2 separate regions of the Mus musculus genome follow, and region 1 is linked to region 2. Evidence: chromatin loops called from intact Hi-C (ENCODE). Cell type or tissue: heart. All regions are shown on one strand. Each heading gives the region's core, and the rest is flanking DNA. Links, peaks and the distances in the headings are about the cores only.

What was found. A loop is a pair of places that touch in the nucleus more often than their neighbours do. Peaks named below come from ENCODE experiments on the same cell type or tissue, not always from the same donor. Only the 100,000 strongest peaks of a DNase experiment are listed, where the experiment ranks them.
Region 1: a loop joins it to region 2, with 1.9 times the contacts of the local background. A loop is called at or near these places in 2 of 42 quality-filtered maps.

What each region holds. Positions count from the first base shown.
Region 1 is chr7:132,413,271-132,422,079 of GRCm38, forward strand. Gm39101 (a long non-coding RNA gene) reads left to right here. Exons shown (of 3, transcript XR_870004.2): 2 at 2,168-2,501; 3 at 2,961-4,158. Among named protein-coding and RNA genes, the nearest start is that of Gm39101, 12 kb to the left of the region's middle. In heart, for the core only: no CTCF peak of the experiment used is centred there; no DNase peak of the experiment used is centred there.
Region 2 is chr7:132,354,366-132,363,174 of GRCm38, forward strand. It overlaps Gm34908 (a long non-coding RNA gene), which reads right to left. Exons shown (of 5, transcript XR_870003.1): 5 at 5,996-7,377. Among named protein-coding and RNA genes, the nearest start is that of Gm34908, 28 kb to the right of the region's middle. In heart, for the core only: no CTCF peak of the experiment used is centred there; DNase peaks (open chromatin) are centred at 4,086 and 4,596; H3K27ac peaks cover 236 bases; H3K27me3 peaks cover 542 bases.

The DNA of each region.
Region 1 (8,809 bases), core at 1,284-6,283, 58 kb after region 2:
CTGCAATTGCTCTTTGACACTAATTACCTTTTCTAACTAATTTTAAATGTGGTATTTTGCTAATGACTGAGACTCAATGCAAAAAGCCCCATCTTCCCTAAGCATCCCATGCTCAATGGACTTTGATGCTCGCATAGCAATTATCCACATTGTACCCAGTCCTGACTGATGGCCCTGGGCTGCCTCCCTTTGAACAGAGGCCTCTCTATTCCAGGCTCCTTGACATAAACATCATTTTATCTGGAGCATCCACTGAACATGGAGAAGCAGACACTCTGTGGATGAATTTCTAACTTGGGATTTTTGGTGACTGGGTTGCCATGTGTGTAAGTTTGGCTTCTACTTGCTTGCCTCTCTCACGCACTGTTTTGTCTACCGTCCGTCCTAAGGCATCTTCCTGCAGAATTCCAGGGGAGTTAGGGACTCCTCCATGCTAGGCAAGTGTTCTATCTCTGAGCTACATCCTCAGCCCTGGAACACGGAGATCCGATGCAGCCATCCTATGCAGGGCCATAACAGAAAACCTCTGCAGTGACCCTTTGTGGATGGATGACACCTTCCTAATGAATGGAAACTGAGAAGAGTGATTGGCTGACCTTGAAGAGACTCACTTACAGATGACAGAGGCACAAGATGATGGTCACATGCCAGAGTAGCTGGAGCAAGGAGGTTAGCACCTGACAGCAGGCAGGTGGGTGGTCTCTTGGGCTCTCTCAGAGCCTGTGAGTTCCTGAAAGCTAAATGTGCAGGAAGACCTTATTAATTCTTCTGCAGCTCCTGGGAAATCTACTGTGTTCCCAGTCTCCCAGCATGCCTCTGGACTATTTTGCTGGTTTCTGACATTTTTTTCTTGAAGACCCGATAACCCAACACTCTTCTTTCACTAGTTATTAGCATTAGGACAGTGAAGTGCCACCAAACGGAAGAGGGCTAAGGCTGAAAAACAATGGCTTCTCATAGTTGTTAGTGTAAAATTTAAAAGTGATATATTTTCTTTATCCCAGCTAGCTCCCAAATAAATGAGACCGAGATTATAAGATGTATTTAATCAAGCTTTACAGCACAATAGCTGAGCAGTCATCAATCTGTTTTAATCCTCTATGCTAATCTGGCCACCTCCCAGCTAAAATCTCCTGGATATGTGCATTTTAGTATTGATCTGGCTCTCTCTGCTTCAGGTGTGTTCTCCTGGTGTCTCCTGGACCCTTTCCTCATGGCGAATCCTTCCTTCTTTTTCTCTCTTCCCTTTCCCTGATTGGGATCAGAAGTCTAGTCCAATTCTCTCTTCTGCTCAGCCATCTGGGTGATCACCTTTTAAATCCAAGAATAAATGGGGAGCAATGCTTACACAGCATTGAGGCAGGAGATGCTTACAATAAGCATTACAATGCCATGTCCAGATTGCAGCCAGATGGGGGGTGGGGCAGAGAAAACAGCATATGACTAATACAAGGATAATCTTTACATCGTGCACAATAACATTATGCCTATACATGGTGGAAGAAAATTCCAACCAAGCAAAAATAGCTGGGTTCTGCCTGTAGAAAATGCTTTGGGAGGAGTAGTCAAAGGCATATTTGCACTTCCTTCTGCCTGGGAGGGAGGTCTCTCCCCATCCTTAATGGCAAGACCCAAAGCCATACTCTATGCCACTGAGAGTTCTCCAAAGAGACAGCTCACAGAAAGTGCCTATCACTGGCCCTCCACATCCGTTGGCTCCACTTTGGTAGTTAAAGTCTGCCATAGGTCAAAATTATTTTTCAAATGATGTCTGTACATATTCTGTACAGAAATTTTCCCTCCTTGAATATTATCTTCTAAATGACACAATGTAATAACAATTCATATCATATCAGTATAAAATGTAATCTGAAGACAATTTAAAGTATCTAATATATATTAGTCAGCCTTCAGTTACTATGACAAATTACCTGAGATAATCAACTTATTAGAAACAAAGGCTTATTTTGGCTAACAGTTTCATATTGCTTTGGGCATGTAGAATCAGAATGTTGTCATGGTAAGAGCTGGTGATAGAGAGGACTTTCCCCTGTTGTAGCCAGGAAGCAAAGACAGACAAATACCCCAACATCCACTTCAAGGATGTGCCCTCAATGACCTAATTTCCTGTATTCAGCTTCATAATGTTTCTCTCACCTCCCAGCAGCACCACAAGCTGGTGATCAAGCCTTTGATGCACGAGTCTCCGGAGACATTCTAGGTCGAAGCAATCACACGGGAAGGGTGTGTATGAGTTGTGAATGAGTGTGAACAAATACTGTACCACTGCACATAAGGGATTCAAGCATCCATGGGGCTCAAAACCTGAGAGAAGTGCAGGATTCAACTTGTGGATAAGAAGAAACTAGAAACACAGCTACAGAAGCCAAGAAGTCTCAAACAGGCTGCTGTCCACAAGATAGTGGCCTAGGGCAGCAGTGCTATCCTTCACTCTGAGGCTGGAGGTCCAGGAGCCAGAGAGCCAACGTGCAAAGGCAGAGGTGAGCTAAGATGGCTCAGCTCCAGTAGTCAGTCATCAAAGAGTCACATGCCCTCTCCATGTCCCCCCAGTGCTTGAGCTGGTTGGAGGCCCACTGTGAGGGGAGGGAAGGGTCTTGAGAACAGCTTCTGTTGCTCATCCAGAAGTTCCCTCAGACACACCTGAAAACAACATTCAACCAAACATCTGGGCATCTAGATCAAACCAATATAAAACAAAGCATAGCAGACCTGAAGGCACATCTGCACAATGATCTCCATTTCACAATGGGGGTGGTGTGTGGTGAAACCTGAGGTCTAGCAAATGGGAACATGCATTCTCTGTGTCCCAACACACATTCCAACACATAGCTCTCCAGCACCAATGATCCTCAACTTCCTTGAGTTCCTATCTCAGTACACCACCTTCCATGTGCTTCTAGGCAAGTAAGTGTCTCACTTTCTGCAAATGTTCTTTCCAGGTAAGGATAATATTGAAGCAGCTTTCCAGATACCACCACTACCCCTGTGAAAGTACAGGAAGGATGTAATGAACGAGGCCCATCCCCGACAAGGCTCAGCACAGTACCCAGTGCAGAGGAAGTGCCTGAATTAATGCTAGACATTATTGAAGAATTGATGAAAAAATTCCATGAAGAATGTCAAAAATACTACGGGGAGCCATGCTTTTAATTTATAAGACTCTCTAGCCCACAAATACAGCCAGTCTCCTCCCCTACAAAATCCATACAATTTTCTGAAAATTTCAAGATTGATGATACCCTTGGTCAAAGCATCAGGCAAGGCAGCCATCAAAAACCAGCCAGGGCCATCTATTCCACCCCGCGTCGATAGCCTGCAGCAGGCCTGAGATTTGTTGGCGAGGTCCCTGGAACGTCCATAAAGGAGAAGAGACTGGGCAGCGAGATCTGTTTAATTCTCGCTTTCCAGAGGGTTGTTATTCAGCACATCCTTCCTTTTCACATCAGAGTAAATCACAAGCTGCCGCCTCAGATCAGCAACCCCCAATCCACCGTCCAGCCTGCTGCTAGCCTGCGCTCAAACCCAGGAATCCAGAGGCAAATGGGATCAGTCCTTTAGGTGTTTCCCTAACAAATCTATCTCCTCCCTACCCCCACCTTGAGATCTGTCTCCATTAAAGTGTGGGAGAAATGATGATCACGCACACACACACACACACACACACACACACCTGCCCTGTGCCCCAGTTTGAAGTTCATGTTCATTAGCTGCTAAGACCAGCTGGAGGGCTGCTGACTCTGTGAGGAGACGCAGTCGTGGCTGTGAAATTAATGAAGTTTCCTTCTTTGGCCTCCCGAGCCTGCATAATCTACAGCCACCATGGGTCAACAGTCAGGAGCCCCGGGGAAGCCATTCTACCATAAACACCACAGGCGTTCTGCTTAATAAAGTACATGAACTCCACATTTGGTCATGAAGAACACAGTTTTAAAATACGCTGAGAAGTAAAGCCACGTGAAACTGGCAGCGTCTTCCAGGAGAGACGGTGGGTGAGGTTGTGGGGTGATGGGGGGGTAGTCTGTTGGACCTTTCCAAGCCTCAGCGATGATGTCATGGAGTGACTGAACAGGGCTAGGTAAGAATAAGGATGGTAAGTAAGTCAGCTCACCAACTCCAGGGCACACAATCTTCTGTCAGGTGTAACTGAGGGGCACACCGAGGACTCCTGACCCGCACAGAGCCCCCAGTCTACACAAAGTCTGTAGGCGGGGTAGCTCAGAGCAGCTCATGCCGTGGCTTCAGGGAAGCTTTGTTTGAGAGGTGGACACAAAGTGATTCCAGCAATAAAGACCAAGAAGAAAATTCATTTTAAGGCCGTATTTCCACAATGGAATAATAAACCTTGCCTTTTGCAAACCCATCCCTTACCTGGCTTCCACAGCAGAGATAAAATGTTCCCATATGTTGAGTCCGACCAGCGGCTCACATGTCTGGGTTCGAGCCTGGAAAGCATCTTGGAATCTGGAAGAAAAGAGGGAACTAGGCAGAGCGAGAAAGGATGGAACCAAGACATTAGTCTGATCAAGGTTCAATTTTACTATTCAGAGACACTGGGTTATGAAGAAGGGGGAGGGGCCCATTCCCACCAAATCGTCCTTGGAGTCCAGTTGCAGGTGACCACATGTTGGCTCTGGAACAGCTAGGCGGCAGGTAGTAGCAGTGGGAGTGGGAGAACGATAGGGTGGCAGGCTCCATCCCCGATGCTCTCCTGGTGCTAACAGTCAAACCTGATCAGCTATTTGGGTACTCCGTCGGCAACCTCAGGAGCCGGGGTAAGCAGGATCCATACATCCTCTCCAACCCGTGGCAGACCCAGAGGACTTACCATCTGAGGGACACCCACCTTGCCCTTTCTTGCCCTTTCTCTGCCTAAGATGCCAAGAGACCAAATCAGTCCATTGCCTAGACCCCACTGAAGTGAGGACCAGCCACTCACCAGGAATCAGGACAGCAAGAGTCCTTTATTCTCTCTCACTGGGACATAAGCCAGAGGCTAGGGGCAGACAGCTAATTTGAGCCATGTGCTTGCACCTGTACAGACACATATACATGCACATACCCCCACACATACACACAAACACTATACATGCACATACCCCACCCCATACACAGACACTACACATGCATCAACACAAAACACAAAACAAAACCACAAACAAAACAAACATACAAAATATAAATAGTTTGGGGACTGGAGAGATGTCTCCGTGGGTATAGCGCCTGCTGCTAAATTATAATCCTTTAGCTCTTAGCAGCAGTCAGCACCAGCTAATGTGATTGTTCCTCTTTTGCAGTGTTAAGACCCATGGCTCTTAAAAATGGCTATTGTCTCCTTTAATGGTGATGGCATGTGCCTTTAATCCCAGCACTCAGGAGGCAAAGGCAAGCAGATCTCTGAATTCAAGGCCAGCCTGGTCTACAGAATGAGTTCCAGGAAAACCAGGGCTACACAAAGAAACCCTGTTTCAAAACAAAAAACAAAACAAAAAAAACCAACAGCTTTTAGCCTCAGATCTTGGGACCCTGGACCTTAGGGTTGTAGCTCCTGGACATTGGTGTTGGGACCCTTGACTTAAGGTCTGGTAGCTCCCTGGAACTATTCCAGCAATCAGGGACCACAGTCTCCCACCTTCAACTCTTCCTGGCCTTCTCTATTTTTCTGCGGCCCTTTGACATCTCAGCCTCTCTCTAGAACTCCTCAGTGTCCTCTTCCGATTGCTGTTGCCGCTGTCACTCTCATGACTGTCCCCACTGCCACCATTGCCATCATTGCAGCACTGAGGTCTCCCCTTCATGTGACCAGTTCCACCTCCTCTACTTACAATAAAAATCCAAAGTTGTCAATAAAAAGGCCAGCTGGGAGTCAGTGAAAGGTTCTGGTTGTAGGCAGCACACCCTTCTGCTGATTCAGCATGGCAGGTGCTCCCCAGTGGCCTGAGTGAGAAGAACTGAGGACCAACAAGGTCATCCAGAGATCACGGAGGCTTGTCTTGCAGGAGTGGCCGTGACTGGAACATGTCTGCAGTTACTGAAGTAGCCTAAGAATTGATTAAACAGTATCTAAAATAGCTGGGCCTGCAGGAGGACAGTCAGGCCAGCAGCCAACAAAGGGTGTTTTCTCCCACAGTTCCTTATCCAAAGCTGTCAAATATAAGGAGAAGACCTGTAGGCTGGCCTCTTCTTGACAGTTCTAGTCATTCATATAAAACAAATGTTTTCATGTGGACTTCACGAGAGCTGAAAACAGAACACTTCAACAGCATTCAACAGTACTTGATATAGATCTGGCAATGTTTAAGCGTGCTAGTGGCCCAGAGGGAGGTGAGATTTTTGCAATATTGACCCAACTAACTTCAGAATGGAAAGAAAACAGGGGGCATCCTTGATGCTAACAAGGGCAGAAAGTTAAAGCCTGGCGCTCAGAGGGTTCAGTGAGTTGTCCAAGGTCACCCAGTTGACAAACAGCACAGCAGCTCCTCAGACAACATCTTCTCAACCGAGTCTTCTGCTCTTCACAAGCACTGCGAGCCAAGCTCAAGGACTTCTGACTCTCACAGCCCAGCTCTCCACAGTCCTAAGGACTCTTCTGCTCAGGACTCAAAAGATTAAGACAATCCCTCCCCAACCCCCCCCCCCCAGGAAACTGTGTACAGGCTCCTTAGCCACCACCCTCCCCCCGCCCCCACACCTACCCTACTCCACAGCAGTACATTCAATAGCAACTTGGGAAATCCATGTGCATTATGCAAGTTTATCGCCTCCGGAGTATGTTCTCTGCAACCTGACACATGTATTACGTGGGAAGATGGCCCATTTCCTGTGCAGCATTCCAACTGTGCTGTGTGAGAACAGGACAGGACAGGAGAGGTCCAGTGTGATTCAGGTAAGGAGCGTGGACCAGTTAACAGGTGAGTTAATTGTGGCAGATTCTTACCTCAGATGGATAGCTGCTACTCTCTTCCACCCACAAGAAAGTACATTGTTTAGGACCCTGGCAGCCAGGACAAGTCTTATTCTCTCTGTTTAAAGCAGCAGGAAGCGTTTCTCAGTGTTCCAAATACAACCTTCAGTCTTTGAATACAGGAGGCCGAAGACCTCTTGTCATAGCTCCTCAGTCCCTGATGCCGACGCACACTTCAGTCACACATCACCCGGAGGTTGGCTTCCTGCTGGTGACCCAGAACATGGTGCAGAAGCTCTAGACCTCACAGCAGTTTGTGGGCTCTGGAGTGCCAGGAGCTATTCACCAAACTAGTAGAGTCTGCTAGGGAGCCAGTCCACTGTTTCCAGCTTGATACCTGAGTTGACACAGAAGGTACATGCCGGACTCTACACATGTGATGAACCTATTCTCCAGATGGGAAAACTGGGGACAATGACACTCAAGAAGTTTGTCTTGTCCACCACCCTCCCTACCCATTTCCAATACATTGGACACTCACCAGACACCTGTGGAAGGGACAGGAAATGGACTCCTGGTGGGTTAGCCCTGGAGAGAATGAGGATCAGGGAAGAGAAAAGCAGACATTTGGGGACATCAACACATGAGATGGCCATGTGTTATAGCCCCGGGGACACAGAGATGAAGTATGTAGGAGAATGTGTTTGGTTACAAATGACAGCATCTATCAGAAATCCATTATCTAAGAGTGGGAAACTCAATTAGTTGTTTTGACAGGGCAATCTGAAGTGATTATCTCAGGTACTGCTGGATCCAGGGTCCAAATTATGAATGTCTCTGGGCCTGTTGGTCCTTAGTTTTCCTCTGGTCCTTCACACACACACACATACACACACACACACACACACACACACACACACACACACACACACACACATACTACTACTACTACTGCTGCTGCTGCTGCTGCTACTGGTACTATCCCTACTGGGACAAGATCGGTTTGTTCAACAGGAGGATGGTAACAGATAACCCCAGTCTCACCTTCCATTCCTTGTCCCTTCCCTGGTGGCCACACATGCCCTTCATTGTTCTAGGACAAGCCTCCATTTGGCACTAACGGAGGAGACAGTTTTTCACTTAGACTGTGCCATTTTGATGATCCGGTAGCCAAGTTGGCACTCTGATATTTGCCCTCCTCTAGTAACTTCCAGGGTACAGCTACTTCTGCATCGAGGCCCCTGGGTCCCTTTCTGGGTTTCAGTCTCCCTCCCTGGATCCTCTAAAAAGCAGCACACACATAACCTGGAAAAACATTGCTGGTGGAAAGCTGGGGCAGCTCAAGATGGCAGGAGCTATGATTAGGACAGCCCGATAGCGGAAAAAGCCGAGTTATGCTGCCAAGCTCCGCCATAAGATCCTAAATGCAAAAGAATTGGTCTCCATGATAAGATTTTGAGCAAAATGGAAATATCGGAGATGGTTTACTGTGCCGTACGGAAAAATTGACACTGGGATCAGGCCAGCTTAATAGGGCTCCCACTGGAATTCCGGTGCTCTCTAGATGGAAATCGAGCCTGTTAGATAACGCTGATTAAAATGCTTCCAATCAGAGTGTCTTTGGGGTTACAGTGTCCACAGAAGCAAAGGAGCTGGGTCAAAATGTGGCAGTTGATGACCAAGGGAGGAGGCAGGAGGTATAGAAGCTGCAGTGGGGTGGAATGGTGCCCTAAGAGGAAGAGGGGGTGACTCACAAAACACCTGGGGCAGAGCGTGGTAAGGCTGGTATGGGCAGACCAGGTTACCCCCCCCCCAGTGTGCTCCTGCTGAGGCCACACTAGGATATGTTATTCCCACCGATGGCCCCCAGGGCATTCTTGTGGGGAG
Region 2 (8,809 bases), core at 1,745-6,744:
GGGCTTTTCCTATACTGATTTTTATTCTCTACTCTTGGGTTTTGGCTTTTGTTTTGTTTTGTTTTTTTGTTTTGTTTTGAATTCTTGTGGTAATTTACTATATTTAACTTATATGTTACTTAAAGGCATTTTTAAAACTTCCTGTCCATCCAGATGGATATGGATGCACACACACACACACACACACACACACACACGCAGGCACACACAACACACGTGCGCGCGTGCGTGCACACACACATTCACACAAACCAGGTAGCTTATGAATACCAAAACTTTATTTTTTACAGTTCCAAATCCAATTGCCCCAGGGCCTATTTTCCAATTCAGATGACAGCTTCTTGTCTATGTCCTCACATAGAAGTGAGGAGGCTCTTGTGAGCCTCTCATAAGGGCAGTGACCCTGTCTGTGAGGTCGCAGGCACTAATCTGTCACCCTGGCAAGCAGAGTTGCAGCATCCTGAGGGGAGGAACAGGCATTCAGCTCAAAGCATCTTCCAAACATACATTTATCTACATTGATGACTTCTTTTTTTTTTTTTAAAAGATTTATTTATTTATTATATGTAAGTACATTGTAGCTGTCTTCAGACACTCCAGAAGAGGGAATCAGATCTCGTTACAGATGGTTGTGAGCCACCATGTGGTTGCTGGGATTTGAACTCTGGACCTTCGGAAGAGCAGTCGGGTGCTCTTACCCACTGAGCCATCTCACCAGCCCCATTGATGACTTCTAAGTATCAATGCTGAGGACAGTTAATACCACGTTAGCTCTCTGGTATTCACTGAGAGTTTATTAAGATTCACTAAATAATACATTCTTATAACCATCCATGAATTCTTTTAAAAAATTATAACTATTGATTAGCTATGGAGTTGTTGATGTACTCATTCATTGATCAAAAGTTTTCCATCTCTTGATTGATAGGTATGTGTCATTCTGTGAATGTGGAATTCGCCAATTCTTCTGTTTATGTTTTACAGCTGCCAACCCAAACCTAGAGTTCACTGGGAACAGGGAGCCTCTATTTAAATTCCCATATCAAATTGACCTATGGCCAGGTTTACAAGGACATTTTCTTGACAGCTAATTAATGTAAGAGGACCCAGCTGATGGTAGGCAGTGCCACCCATGAGCAGGTGGTCTTGAATTATACAAGGAAGCAGGCTGAGTAAGCCAATAAGCATGACTTCTCTATGGCTTCTGCTTCCGGTCCTGCCTCCAGGTTCCTGTCTTGAGCTCCTACCCCAATTTTCTTTAACAATAAACCGTGACCTGGAAGTATAAGATGAAATAAATCCTTCACTCCCCAAATTCCTTTGGTTACGGTGTTTATCACAGGGATAGAAGATTAAACTAGAACATTATCTGAAGTGTTCTGAGGGCTTTTGTTGACTTTGAACTGAAGGTGTACGTTGGGACAAAGTCCACTTGTTGGTTGATTAGTAAAATTCTCAAGACGAGAAAATATAAAACTAAGCTGGAGGCTCTTCTGAGCCCAGAGTTCTTTTGGTCCACCCATTATGCTGGCTGAGCCCAGAGTTCTCAGTCTATCCATCATGCTGGCTGAGCCCAGAATTCTCGGTCCACCCATCACACTGGCTGGGCTTGGGTGTCCGAATTGGGACTATGTCTGGAAAGGGATGAGAAAGCATTCCACGTCCATTCTTGGTTGGTAGGCCTTGGATTGTCAAGGACTGTGAGGATTAAAGCCATTAGTAACACTATCATTTCATTAAACATTGCTTGCTCCTTGCCATCTGCAAGATGTAAGTTTCAGATAACTTTCGGGTTTCCATTTGCTCTTGGCTGTGGGCAGATCTGCCTTCTCTTGGAGTCTCAGTCCCTGAGGCAATCTATTTAAAGTGATAGCCTGAGTTTTGCAAGCAGACAAATGGTGTGTCCAGTGTGGAGGTTTACCGAGCAGGGTGTAAAGAAAATTCTTCGTTCGGATGCAGCTGTCTTTGGTTAGCACATACCATCCTTGTAGAGAAATCTCTGGGGGCTGTGAAGTGAGTGGTTTTTCGCTTCTGGGGTTTTGTTCTGAAACCCAGAAAGGAATAAATAGCATCACTGTAAAAACATCCCTGCCTGGACGTTTGATCTTAGCTTGGCAGCTGCTGCAGAGTGTGCCCGCCCCCTCACCCCTTGTGGGCAGTCAGTACAGGGTTGCTCGTAGGATTGAGGACTTTGAACTGAAGGTGTACGTTGGGACAAAGTCCACTTGTTGGTTGATTAGTAAAATTCTCAAGACGAGAAAACATAAAGCTAAGCTGGAGGCTCTTCTGAGCCCAGAGTTCTTTTGGTATGAAAAAGTAGCTATGAAATTATCCATCTCAACTCCAGAAGATGCCCAGAGAGTTCAAGTAATGTGCCTAAGGGAACACAGCAAAAACAGTTGTAGTGCTCTTTGTCTTCCCTCCATCCCTCCCACTCTGCAGGTTGCCCTCCCAACTAAAAGGGATCCTTTGTAGAAGTAGACTCCTTTTATCTTGGGGAAACAATGGTCAGGGGGATTGCTAGAGGTCTCCTTAATCTCTTTATGCTAGAGAACAGGCTCCTATTATGCCACTGAAGAAGAGGAGGAAGAGAAAGGGCGGGGGAGCAAAGGAACTGCCAAGTGTGTGGTGCCTCACTCAGTCCTGAGATGCGGTTGGACAGGATCTTGTAGGGAATCGTATCCAAGCCGTGTGGTCTCAAAGCTCATTCCTGTCCACCCCAACCCAACCCTCTCTGCACAGTTGCTGGGGTGCTCGGTGCCCTGCTGGCTCACACAGCCTTCTCAGCTCTTAATTCCCTACAGAGCCCACCTATCACAGCCTGATCCGACGATCCTTCCCAGCATCCCTATCTGAAGAGCACACACTTCAGGGCGAAATGGTGGTGGTTCTCTCCCTTTCAAGCTTCATCCAGAACCTGGCCCAGCATAGGTGACTCAAATGCCTTGTCCCCTTTGACACCCCCACAGTCCTTATTTGCAGAGTCTCTTGGCCTCCATAAGAAAGCACATGGACCATTTTGGGGATGTTTCATAGGATCCCAGCTTCATCTTCTAGCTGGAAACTTGGTAACTTCATGGCTTCCAGAGTAGCATGGGGATCCTATCCCCCTACCCCTCCTTCTGTGTTTGCCCTTCCTTGGGGGTGATGGTCAGGAGCTAGCATAGTCCTGGGCTTGTGTGTGTGTGTGTGTGTGTGTGTGTGTGTGTGTGTGTGTGTGTGTGTTTGTGTCTGACTATAGAAGACTACATGAGACTGGGGATGAGTCTACCTGTAAAACATTTGCCTTCCTTGCAAGTATGAGGATCTGAGTTCAATCCCCCAGAACCCACACAGAAATAGCAGGTGTGGCCAAGTGCTCTTATAGTCTCAGCACTGGGGAGGCAGAGATAGGGGTACTTTAGGGGTTATTGACTTGCCAGTCCTATCAGTGAGCTCAGGCCAACGAGAGAGTCTGCCTCAAAGGACGTGGACAGTGTATAAGGATGACTCTGGCCTTCATTATGTGCGTGTGCACACATGTACCTGCACACACATAATCACATGCATAAACCGACACTGGTTGGGTTCCCAGCACCTACACATGATCTGTAAGTCCAGTTCTAGGGCTTACAACACCTTCCTCTGTCCTCCACAGGCACTTCATCCACAAGGACCACATAGATACATGCAAACAAATGCTCACATACACGAGAGAAAACTATGTCTTTAAAAGTGTAAATATGTACTTGTGTCCAGGTGTATGTGTGTGTGTGTGATTGTGTGATTTTGTGGGTGTGGGAGTATGTCTTTAGGTGTTGGTGTGATAACATGTGTTGGTGTATTTCTGTGAAGGTAAGAACACATGGTGTGTATGTACACAGCTGCATGTCAACTCCAGAGGATGGATATCCATACAGTGTCGTACCAATGTGTCACACAGGGCCAGTGACCAGGGCATCTTTGGAAACCAGCAGCCATCACTGCATCCCATGCTGACCTGTGACTTGGGCTTATTTAGCCAGAGCTGTGTTAAATTTTCCATTTCCTGTAAGGAGGGTGTTGTTGATTGTTGCCTCGAAGGGTCTTTTCCTGGAATGTGCTGCCAGCAGAAATGCCTGTGAAGTGCATGACCCACAGTTCCATTCAAAGAACCCAAACAGCCCAGGGGACATGGTGAACACATTCCATTCACCACGATGAAAATAATTCCATTTTATAGATAAGAAGCAGAAACTGAATCCTAGCACACAGTGAGAAAAGAAAGAAAGATTTGTCATGCCACATCTTGTAAGTTGGACCAGGTCTTTTCAAATGAGGGGAGTCTTTTCAACTGGGGGGAGTCTTTTCAAATGCTGTGATTGCCACAACCATGTCACACTTTACCCCACCGCATCCCTGGGACCCCAAAGGACAAGCAGAGGAACCCATCCATCAGACACAGGAAGCTCAGAGGCAAAATGACAACTGAAGGCCACACAGCCCACTCAGAGGTGGGGGCCTGGTCCGATGACTCCAGGACCAGTGTTTCAGACCAAGAGGCCACCATGAGACTTCCTGTGCACACCACTCAATGAAGGAAAACATCTTCAGCTGCCAGTTGTCCTAGTGAGGTAGTTTGCAGCCTGCTGCCAAGAGGCACCGCCAAATCACTCTAAATTGGGCAATTAGCACCGTGGTTTGTGAAATGAGGAACAGGATATGCTTGACCCCTTGAACTTCTTCCCCACTGAACTGTCACATCCCAGCTGAGCTTCAATTTAACCAAGTAGAGGGTGGAGATCATGGGAAGCAAAGCCTTAAGCTAAAGGCCTGGCCAATGCTTGCTTCCTAGGAAACTGTCTCTACCTGGAAGGTAGAGGTCTCAGAATCCAATGCCAATGCCAATAGCCAGAAGACTGGGAAGACAGGAAATGGAAAAAGTAGCTGGAGGCACCAGTAGCACACAAGGTAGATGTGTCTTGAATCCAAAATGCCCCACAGGCTCACTTGTTAGCCCTTCAGCCCAACTGGCAATACTGTTCTGAGAGGTGGGAGAAACTATAGAACACGGGGCCTGGTCAGAGGAAGTCACCAAGGGTCATAGTTTTGAAGGTTATATCTAGTCCTTGGTCCTGTTGCCAGAGTTGTTGGGATCAGAGCCTGGGCCCTGGCAGCCCCCAACAAGTGAGACAGAACCGGCTATCCTTGATAAGCCATGGAAACAAGGAATAGTGCAAAGCAGAGAAAGGAGTTTTGTTCAGTGTGGCTGCCTTCGGAAAAAGAAGAGATAAAGTGATGCAGAGATGCCTGCCCCCAAGTCCTGCTGCTTCACAAAAGGCTCACACCAACTAAAGAATGAATGGCCCCAGGCTGGTGAGATGGCTCACTGGTTAAGAGCACTGGCTGCTTTTCCAGAGATCCTGGTTGAGTTCAGTTTCCACAAAAAGTATACTTCTCAGTCAGCTTGCTACCAAAGACTTTAGAGTCCAGTCTGGGCTCTGACAGCCCCACAGGCTGGGCCACCTGCACTCATTTAAAGAGGAGTAATAGTGAAAAGCAGAGTAAAGAGACAGAATCCCTGTGGCCACATTAAGAAAAAGAACACAAAGTGGTCTGGTGAACCCCAGGCCCATCTTCTGGGTCCTGACACATGGTTTAGGTTTAAACAAGCAACAGGTGTATTTAAGGAAGCAGTCCTGGTCCAGGTGTGGTCCCGCCCACTGCTGACCCATCACTGCTTGTGTGAAATTTCTTTCTCAAGACAAATTCCTCCTCTGGCTGGCACTTACCTTCCACCTTTTTCTTCTCCCAGCATGAGATTTCTGAAGGAATTCTAATTCCTTTAGGGCCAGTGTCTCCATAGCAGAAGGAGGCCTGCAGGTGTCTCTGGGATGTCTTTATTCCTGCTGGGATGGTTACTGGCTGTTCTCTGTGTGTCTTTCTGTCTCTTTGTCTCTGTCTGCCTTTCTGTCTCTGTCTCTCTGTCTCTGTCTCTGTCTCTGTCTCTCTCTCTGTGTCTCTCTCTGTCTCTCTCTCTCTCTCTGTGTATGTGTGTGTGTGTGTCTCCCCCCTTGTCCCTTCCTCCCTCTCTTTCTGCTTTCTGTCTGTTCTGCCTCATTACAGGTCCTGAATTGATGAAGCCAAGGACAACAGACTGGAGGCTCTGAAACATGAGTCTGTGAGCCAAAATCAAGAACTCTTCCTGAGCTCTCTTCATGACAGGTCTGTTGTCACGATGATAGATGGGCAGAAAACCCGTCACAGTCACTGTCCTTAATACACAATGAGAACTGAGTGAACAAGAAGGTAGTTGTGGGTAGAGACTGCGTAAGAGCACTCACAAGAAACAGATGCAACTGGTCATAAAGACTGGAAGAAAGTGTTCGACCTCACTTCTGTTAAAGGAAATGTGTGAGAAGCCATTGGTTTCTACTCAGTGCCTGTACTGAACTCCCAGACCAGACCAAAATAGAGCCAATTATGTTAAGATCTTCACACCACACCAAAGCCAAGCTGACTATTAGATATTCTGAGGAAGCAGGAAAGAGATGCTAGCAACCCACCAACAGGCCAGCCTTAACTTCTAACAGTCCCCTCTGCTTCCACCCTGGTTCTGCCTTTTCCTGCTTTCTCCTGCCTGTGAAGCCCCCTCCTCTGCTCAGGCAGGGTGGCTCACAGTCTGTAGTATTCCAGTCTGCCCTAAGATCTTGGGCAGGTTCCTTAGCCTTAATGCTGGTGACTGGGATGAGCCAAGTCCTAGTGGCGGGGGCGGGGGGAGGGGATGACTGTGGTGGGTGGGCACTGGAGGATGCTGGCAGGATTCCTGGACTTTACCCAACTGATGAGCATAGCACCTTTCCACCTTGTGAGAACTAAAAACTGTCTCCAGGATTGCCAAGTGTCCCCATGGTAGGGGTAGAGGAGTGGCAGAAGACATCAGCTCAAGACCCACTGCCCCCAGAGAAGTGTCATCCTTCAGGATGCTTTGGGGTTTTTGTAGCATCTGTTAGGGTCTCTTCAAGCTACAATTCCACAGGACACACTTGGGAAAGGCTGATTAATGCAATGTTCAGTTTGTCCTTGAGGAAACTCCAGGAAAGGGGGGAAAGTCCGTACACAAACCCAAGTGAGTCCATAGAAGACCTGCAGCTCAAACGCACACCTCCACCCAAGCCTTCACAGAAATGAGACAATCCAGAGGGATGGGGCGATGGCTTAGTGGGTAAAGGTTTTGCCAAGCAAGCATAAGGACCCAAGTTCAAATTTTCATCACTCAGGCAAACACCCAGATGTGGTGATGTCACACATTCTTATTTATAATCCCAGTGCTGAGAAGATGAAGACGAGAGAATCTCTGCAGTCTGCCAGTCAGGATAGATGATTTGTCAGATCCGGGATTATTGAGAGAACCTGTTCCTAAAAATAAAGTGAAGAATGATTGAGAAAGACATTCAACATAACATGGCCTCTGGCTTCCACACGCCTGTACACACAAACACACAGAGGAGAAAGGGGAGGGGGGGAGAGGGAGAGTGGGAGAGAGAGAGAGAGGCACATGCATACTCTCTCTCTCTCTCTCTCTCTCTCTCTCTCTCTCACACACACACACACACACATACACACACACAGAGGGGGAAAGGGAGGAGGGGGGAGAGGGAGGAGGGGGAGAGAGAGAGGGGCGCATGCATACTCTCTCTCTCTCTTACACACACACACACACACACACACACAGAGGGGGAAGGTGAAGAGGGGGGAGAGGGAGAGGGGGAAAGAGAGAGAGGCTCATGCATACTCTCTCTCTCTTTCTCTCTCTCTCTCTCACACACACACACACACACACACACACACACACACACGTGAGGGGGAGATGATTGAGGGCAAGTTCATCTATTCTGTTTTGTTTGAACCTTGCTTTCAAATTCATCCACCATGCTGCTGCTGCTGCTGCCGTGGCTCCTTTTTTTTTTTTTTTTAAGCTATTGCCATTCTTCCTGACACTAGAACTCAGCTTCTTCAAGCTTCCAACATGGACTGAAGTCCAGTGGCTCTGCAGGGTTCTTCCATGCTTTCAGTACAAGACTGGGACAGCTAAGGCATCCATCGTTGTGGAGTGAGGAGATGCCGTTCTCAGAATTTCTGGTGTGAAGACAGCTGTGGTTGGACACTCACGCCATAATATGTAAGCCAATCTGATAAATCCTTTGCATATATATTCAAGCTATGTATTAATATATTCAATATAGACTACTCCTCTACAGATCCCTGACTTGCACAGCCCCTCTGGGCCTTCCTGGCAATGGAGGATTATATGATTATATGATTTCTATGACTATAGCAGAATTCAAGTGAAGAGTCAGCAAGGTGGCCACAGGAATGATTTAGTGCGGGCTGCTCCATCCTTCTCAGGGCTGCCTAGGGGAGCCACTCACCCCCCCCACCCCCCATATCCATTCTGCTGGTGATCCCTGTGCCGCCATGGCAGCCATGCAAGTGTGAGCACATACCTGTCATTCGGCATTGCAGTGCCAGAGAACCTCCCGCAAGTTTCCAATTAGGAGAAAGTTTTAACTCAAATCCCAGGAGTTAAATCCTCTGGACACGGATTCAGTCAATCTAGCTTGCTTTCCTTCTTTCTGGGTTTTGAAAACCCAGAAAGTGTTTACTCATCCTCCCTGTCCAAGATGGTTCTTTACAAAATCACTACGATTTCCCTCACTCTACCTTAGAAATTAAGTCTTCTGAAAAGCCAGCATCTAACTCATCTTGCATGCTAAACTATTACAATCGAAAAGGCAAAATCTCTACGGTGCAGCTTTAAAAACATCTGTGTTTTTCTTTTGACTTTTGG